2 separate regions of the Homo sapiens genome follow, and region 1 is linked to region 2. Evidence: read pairs that join two places in POLR2A ChIA-PET (ENCODE). Cell type or tissue: GM12878. All regions are shown on one strand.

Evidence for each region. Peaks named below come from ENCODE experiments on the same cell type or tissue, not always from the same donor. Only the 100,000 strongest peaks of a DNase experiment are listed, where the experiment ranks them.
Region 1: POLR2A ChIA-PET joins it to region 2 with 5 read pairs; 2 of 35 experiments call an interaction of 5 or more read pairs at or near these places.

What each region holds. Positions count from the first base shown.
Region 1 is chr3:23,548,443-23,552,442 of GRCh38, reverse strand. The region is part of intron 5 of UBE2E2 (ubiquitin conjugating enzyme E2 E2); the gene reads right to left. Among named protein-coding and RNA genes, the nearest start is that of UBE2E1, 260 kb to the left of the region's middle. In GM12878, no CTCF peak of the experiment used is centred here; a DNase peak (open chromatin) is centred at 1,842.
Region 2 is chr3:23,286,856-23,290,855 of GRCh38, reverse strand. All of the region lies in intron 3 of UBE2E2 (ubiquitin conjugating enzyme E2 E2), which reads right to left. Among named protein-coding and RNA genes, the nearest start is that of UBE2E2, 86 kb to the right of the region's middle. In GM12878, no CTCF peak of the experiment used is centred here; no DNase peak of the experiment used is centred here.

The DNA of each region.
Region 1 (4,000 bases), 260 kb before region 2:
CCAGATCTACTCAACACCCTCAGTCCCCTGGGAATTGGTACATGATGCAGAATATTTTTATTGACATTCTGACTGAAACTTTATTTTTTAGAGAAGGGGTCTCTCTCTGTTGCTTAGGCTGGAGTGCAGTGTCCTGATCTTGGCCCAGTGCAACCTCGAACCCCTGGGCTCCAGTGATCTTTCTACCTTGGCCTCCGAGTAGCTAGGACTACAGGGGGGTGCCACCAAGCCTGGCTGCTGACTAAAACTTTAATACACCTGTATTAGTCTGCCCGGGTGGCCATACAACAAACCATAGACTGGGTGGCTTAAAAAGCAGAAATTTATTTCTCTCAGTTCTGGAGGCTGGGAACTCAAAGATCATGGTGCTGGCTGATGTGGTTTCTGACGAGGACTCTTGGGGGCTTATAGATGGCTGCCTTCTGGATGTGTCCTCACAAGGCAGAAAGACAGAGTTCTCTGGTGTCTCTCCTTAAAGGGACATGAATCCCATTGGATCAGGGTTCCACCCTTATGACCTAGTTTAACTTTGATTACCTCTTTATAAGCCCTATCTCCAAATATAGTCACATTAGGAGTTAGGGCTTCAACATATTAATTTTGGGGAGAACACAGTTCAGTCCGTAGCACACACCCTTATACGAGGCCCTAGCCGAGCCTGGGACCAGCTACAGCAAACCATGCTTTACATCCCTATCGTCATCTCCCACCATGCAAGGCCCTCTAGTCAGTCATCCTTTTTACTCTCTCATCCCCACATTTCTTTGTCCTCTACTCCAGGATAATCCTCTTCCAGCTGCCCCCATTCTTTCTAACCACACCTTCTCAAAGATCCAATGAGGCAACATATTGTTTCTGTGATTCTCTTACTTCCCACTCACATTTCTTTAGATTGTAAATGGCCAGCCATGTAAGTCCTACAGTAACAGTAATGATAGTAGCCCCAAGTTACTAGCAAGTTTGAATAGTATAGCTGTTTGCATGTTTCTACTAATATAGAGCCAACATAAGTTTCTCTTCAGTTTAATATTCTGGTTTTAACTAAGCAAAAGACATGCTGGTCAATTCTTAAAGCATTCACATTTCATGAAGTTAAGAACTAAATCAATTTGAGAATACTTACCAAAGTTATAATGCTTTAGTAATTAACTTAAAAGGTTGCCCTTTTATAAACAAAAATGTTTTAGTCTTTTCCATTTTTATTTATTTTTCAACTGGTTATGAATTCTCTTTTCTTGCCTTTTAAGTCCGTGGTAATATTTTATGGAATGTTGAACACTGCAATTTTTATGTTGTTGAGTGTTGGAATTTGTTGTATTTCCATAAAGAATGTTGTACCTTATTCCAAAGAATGTTGCATTTTACTCTAACAGGGAGTTAAGTTATTTAGGAACAGTATGATACTTTCAAAACTTGCTTTTAAACTGTTAGAGCAGATGCAATGTAGTCTTTAGAGTAATTCATCCCTACTAATAAGGCAGGATCTTTTGATGATTATATGCAAACTTAACCAAAGGCTCAAGGGGATCTCTCTTCAGATTTCTAGGGCATTCTCTCTGTACAATCCCTCTTCTCTGGGTTTCTGCCCCACAAATGCTAGCCATCTTGATCTTCCCAAACTCCTATCTCTGTCTCCTCAACTCAGTGACACTGCTGGCCTCTCTCTTTGGTTTCTTTCTCCTTGTACAGTATCCTGGAAACTGCTTCTAGGCAGTAAGCTGGGGACAATTGTAGGGCTTACTTCATCTGTTTCTCCTCTCAGGGAATGTCTAGTTTTCTAACTAGAAAGGTAGTCTAAGGTAGGAGTGTAAATCTGGCTCCTGTTATTCTTCATGGCCAGAAGCAGAAGTGAAAAAGTTGAGTTTCACTCCCATCTTAACTAGACATAGTCTCTGACCTCCAGGAGTTTGCGATAACAAAACTCTCTGGACAACATAGTCTTTGACCTCTAGGAGTTTTGTTATCTAATATAATATCCTGACATATTTTAAGTTGTCTCTTATGCCTGAGATTTATACAGAGTAAAAGCAAAGGAACAGTGGGGATAGCAGTCAAGGTTAAAAGAGGCTTGGGCTTGAAATAAGGCAATTTCACGGGGAGCCCTTTGGCCACATGGGGTTGCATAGGGGAATACAGTTTGTACATTATAGGTGCTGGGAATAAAGAGGCAGACTCATAATTCATTTTATAGATGACAGAAGATAATCCTCAATAGTTATCTAGATTATAAAAATAGGAGCCTAAAGCAAATTAAAATCATTAAATCAAGTTTGAGTTATAATTCATTCTTCCTACTAGTTTTTTTATAGAAAGTAAATTCCACCACATTTGAAACTCCAAACTTAACAAACTATAAAGGAGTTATCTAAAGATTTTATGCTGAGAATGAAATTGCTTTTTTTTTTTTTTTGAGATGGAGTCTCTCTCTGTTACCCAGGCTGGAGTGCAATGGTGCGATCTCGTCTTACTACAGCCTGCGCCTCCTAGGTTTAAGCGATTCTCCTGCCTTAGCCTCCTGAGTAGCTGGGATTACCAGTACCTCCCACCACGCTCAGCTAATTAGTGTATTTTTAGAAGACACAGGGTTTCACCATGTTGGCCAGGCTGGTCTCAAACTCCTGACCTCAGGTGATCCACCCACCTCAGCCTTCCAAAGTGCCGGGATTACAGGTGTGAGCCACCGCGCCCGGTTGAAATTCCTTTTTTAGACATCTCAAAGGCGAGGTCATCACACCTAACACAGCTAATATGGACTTTCAGTTCAATAACATTCCACGTAATGATACTCATAGCCTTCAAAGTGTTTACAGAGGTCCACACATACCATTTTTTCCTCACAATAATGCTGCAAGATAGGGTCAGAAGTACAATCTTTAATTCACAAATGAGGGCACCGATTTATCCAAGGTCACTAGCTAGTTAGTGAGAGAGCTGGGCCAAGGCTCTGGCTTTCTTGACAGCTTCAAAACTCAGTATAACTTAGGTCCTTTGACTTAATTTTCTTTAACATGGCAAGGTATAACCTTGCATTGTTCTCATGACCTGACACTGATAAGTCTAGCAATAGGCATCATAAGGTTTGCTGAAAAGATGCATGCAAGGGCATGTCACTATGACTTAGAGAAATCAGGCATAAATGTAGTAGAGATCAGGGCAACAGCTTAGAGCAAAACAATAAAAAACCATCTCATGCTATGGAGCAACTCCAGTGTTTTCATTTAAAACCTTGCCATCCATTACAAAGGACAAAGAAAGAACTTTAGAACATCAAAATGAGATTATTATGCTATGTGCATGATACTGCTTTGGCAGTGCTGCTTACAAAGTATAGGACTTTAATATATTTTCCAAAGTAGGTTAAAAAAAGAAACAGTTTAGCTGGGGAAAGAGGCCATTTATTAAGAAGGTAGGTACTGGCTGAGACTGGCAAGAACTACAACATTACTCACAGTGTTCAGCCACATTTTCAGAGTTGCTACTATGTACCTCTTTTGAGAGCTGATGGGGCCATTCTTGCCCTGGCATACCAGAAGAACAGGAGCCACCAACTTGGCACATGAAGTGAAAAGGGATATTCCAAGATTATATATTGGTCTAACAGACAGTACAGGCTGAGTCATATGGTTATAGAGATAATAATAAATAAAGCTACTCTTAAAAAATAAAAAATATGGCTTGGAAGTCCTTCTGTTTGTTTTTAAATATTTTACTGAGTGCAAGCAAGGTTAAATGAAGTTAAGGAGGAGAGCAGCACGTGAACCATAAGGATAAGAAAAGAGAAGAGAAACAGCAGCAGAAAAATCAGGAGGCTGGAAATGCAGAGAGAAGAGACCAGCTAACGGGAAAAGGGATTAGAGAGAAGGAACAACCAAGAATACACCGCAAAGTTCTGTCTTAAAGAAGTAAGTAAGTGCTGGTCCACTTCAGTTTGCCATTGGCTCCATCTTAGTGACTCCCATAGAGGGTTAGGCTTCCAGCTTGAAGGTGGAGTCAAATCAAA
Region 2 (4,000 bases):
GTTGAACTCCTGGACTGAAGCGATCCTCCCACCTTGGCCTCCCCAGAACTGCTGGGATTACAGGTGAGAGCCACCACGCCTGGCCAGAAACATTTTTTAAATCCAAAAAATAATAATAATAAAATTTGATATTTTTTAAAGTTAGTATAAATATATTACCTATAACCATAGTTTATCTGAGGTTTTAAATTCTAAATCACAACTATGATAAGCTTGTCCTTTGCTATTCAAAGAGCTGGTCCTTAACTGGGCACGTTCTCCTATAATCCCAGTTACTCAGGAAGCTGAAGTGGGAGGATCACTTGAACGGAAGAGTTGGAGACCAGCCTAGGCAACAAAGCAAGCCCCTAGTTCAAAAAAATAAAAATTAAAAAAAAGAGAGGTCCTCAAACCTACATTGGCATCACCTAAGGAGCTTGTTAGAATCTTAGGCCCCATCCCAGATCTCTAAAACAAGGTCTACACTTTTAACAAGACCTCCAGGTGATTTACACATACATTACAGTCTCAGAAACAGTGATCTAGACTAGCAGAGAGGGCAAGCCTTGGACCCTTTGCAGCGTCACCAGCTTCAAGAATGGTCCACAAACTAATAAAGTGCCCCCTCACTTGCTTTACTGACCTAACAAGGTAACAAGATACAGAAGCTGCTACCTCATAGTTACCAATCTAACTGCTTAGCAGGGTAAACACATCATTTGCATGTGTGCGTATGTGTGTGTGTGTAGACATATACATACATATTCTAAAAAGTCACTTTTCAAAACCACATTATTGAGTGGTTTAAAATATAAACTGGCTTAAAATATATTCACCCTTGTGTTAACTCAAATTTCCCCTTAGAAATGTTTTAAATGAGTCCTCTTTAGTCAATTTTGCATGCATATATGCTCCGTAAGAGAAATAGTCTATCAATTCTTTATGCAAAAGTATGGTCATATTTTTTAATTATATCACAGTAAGAAAAATAACTTTTACAGAACCATTCTGTTCCTACGGTAGAAATTTAAAATAAAACAACTTACCACAACTCGATTATGAAAAGCTTTAATGTAATGTCACTGGTAGACACCATTCCTTTACAATTTCATAACTTAAGTTCAACTAAGTACTTGAACGTTCAAAACTAAATAGCATGCATTTAAAATTCCTAGTACTCAGCTAATGTGTATACCTAAAAGTATAAAAAGAAGAAACATAATCAGAAAAGATGTGTAAAATGTAGTAAGGATCTAGAAATGCACTCTACTTATGGTAACACAGTACAGTATTTTAAAGTGACATCTTAAACGGTATTTCCTCATCATCTGCTTTTGTTTGCTACTTCCTATTCATCCATCACATTTGAAAAATTGTATCTAGAAGTCGCAAAGTGTCAAATTGCTTTTGCTTAGAAAAGTTTTCTCTTTACATTATAAGGTATGTCTGCAAAGAATGCCAGCTAAAGTAACAAACCTTCACTGTGTGAGTACTGTACTGAGCTGGTATCATTGTTGGTTTTCTCAACTTTAAAGTATAAAAGATTTCAAGCAAACTCTTAGAAAGAAAAGCATAACAGACCTTTATAAATCCCTCATTCAGCTTCAACAATAATCAGCTCAAGACTGACCACGTTTCCACTTTAGCCGTATTTGTTAACTCTCATTACCCTTTCTCCAATTACTGTACTTCAAAGCAAATCACAGGTACCCACTGAAATATTTACAAATGAGGAGGAGCAAGTTGGCCAAATAGAAGCCTCCACCAATTGTCCTCCCTGCAGGAACATCACATTTGACAACTATCTACACAAAAAAGCATCTTCATGAGAATTAAACATCAGGTGAGTGGTAACAGTACCTGGTTTTTAACTTCATATTGCTAAAAGAGTCACTGAAGAGGGTAGGACAGTCTTGAACTGCCAATGCCACCCCTCCCCCATGCCCCAGCAGCAGCCACGTGGTGTGAAGAGAGAATATGTATTCTTGGGGGAGGGATAGCACAGTAATTTGTTTTTGTATGCTACTTCCTATTCATACATCACATTTGAAAAAATATTTCTAGACGTTATGAAGTGTCAAATTGCTTTTGCTCAGAGAAGTTTTTTTTTTTACATTGTAAGATATGTGTGCAAAGAATACCAGCTAAAAAGCATGAGCAGCTATACAGACAAAATAGATTTCAAAACAAAAACTATAAAGAGACAATGAAGGTCATAATATAATGATAAAGGGTCAATTCAGCAAGAGGATATAACATAAATATATGTGCAGCCAAAACTGGAGCACCCAGATATATACAGCAAATATTGTTGAGCTAAAGAGAAAGATAGATCCCAATACAATAATAGCTGGAGACTTCAACATCCCAGTTTCAGCACTGGACAGATCATCTAGACAGAAAGTCAACAAAGAAAAATCAGACTTAATCAGCACTGTAGACAAAATGGACCTAATAGATATTTACAGAACATTTTGTCCCACGGCTGCAGAATACACATTTTTCTCCTCAGCACATGAATCATTCCCAAGGATAGACTATATATTAGGCCACAAAACAAGTCTCAAAACATTTTAAAAAACTGAAATAATGTCAAGTATCTTTTCTAGCCAGAATGGAATAAAACTAGAGCTCAATAACGAGAAGAATTTTCAAAACTATACAAACGTATGCAAATTAAACCATATGCTCAGTGGGTCAATGAAGAAATTAAGAAGGAAACTGAAAAATTTCTTGGAACAAATGATAATGGAAAAACAACATAGCAAAACCTATAGGATGTAGCAAAAGCAGTACTAAGACAGATGCTTATACTTCCAAGTGCCTGCATCAAAAAAGAAAAACTTCAAATAAACAACCTAATGATGCATTTTAAAGAACCAGAAAAGCAAGAGCAAACCAAACCCAAAGTCAGTAGAAGAAAAGAAATTATAAAGATCAGAGCAGAAATAAATGAAATCAAAATAAAGAAAATACGAGAGCAACAAAACTGTGTGTTTTTAGAAAAGAGAAAGAAAATTGACAAGTCTTTAGCCAGGTGAACTAAGAAAAAAAGAGAAAACACCCAAATGAATAAAATCAGAGATGTAAAAAAAAAAAAAAAGAGAGAGACATTACAACCAACACTGCAGAAATCCAAAGGATCATTAGGGGCACTATGAGCAAAGATATGCCAATCCATCTGAAAACCTAGAAGAAACAGATGATTTCCTAGACACATACAACCTACCAAAATTGAACCATGAAGAAATCCAAAACCTGAACAGACCAGTAACAAGTAATGACATCAAATCCATAATAAAAAGTCTCCTAGCAAAGAAAACCCCAGAACCTGATGGCTTCAAGGCCGAATTTTATCAAACATTTAAAGAATTACTATCAATCCTACTCAAACTGTTCTAAAAAAGAGAAGAGAAGGGAATACTTCCCAATTCATTCCGTGAGGCCATTATCACCCTGATGTCAAAACCAGATAAAGGCACACCAAAAAATGCAAACTACAGGCCAGTATCCTTAATGATCACTAATGCAAAAATCTTCAACAAAATACTAGCGAACCAAATTCAACAACACATTTTAAAAGATCATTTTATCATGGCCAAGTGGAATTTATCCCAGGGATGCAAGGATGGTTCAATATATGCAAATCAATCAGTGTGATACATAATACCAACAGATTGAAGGACAAAAACCATATGATCATTGCTGAAAAAGCATTTGATAAAATTCAACATCCCTTCATGATAAAAACCATCAAAAAACTGAGTACAGAAGGAATACACCTCAACATAATAAAAGCTATATATGACAGACCCACAGTTAGTATCATACTGAATGGGGAAAAACTGAAAGACTTTCCTCTAAGATCTGGAACATAAAAAGGATACCCACTTTCACCACTATAAAAGCATCTCCATATGCCAACAGCAAACAATCTGAAAAAGAAATTAAAAGTGTAATTCTATTTACAATAGCAACAGATAAAATTAAATACCTACAAATTAGCTTAATCTAAGAAGTG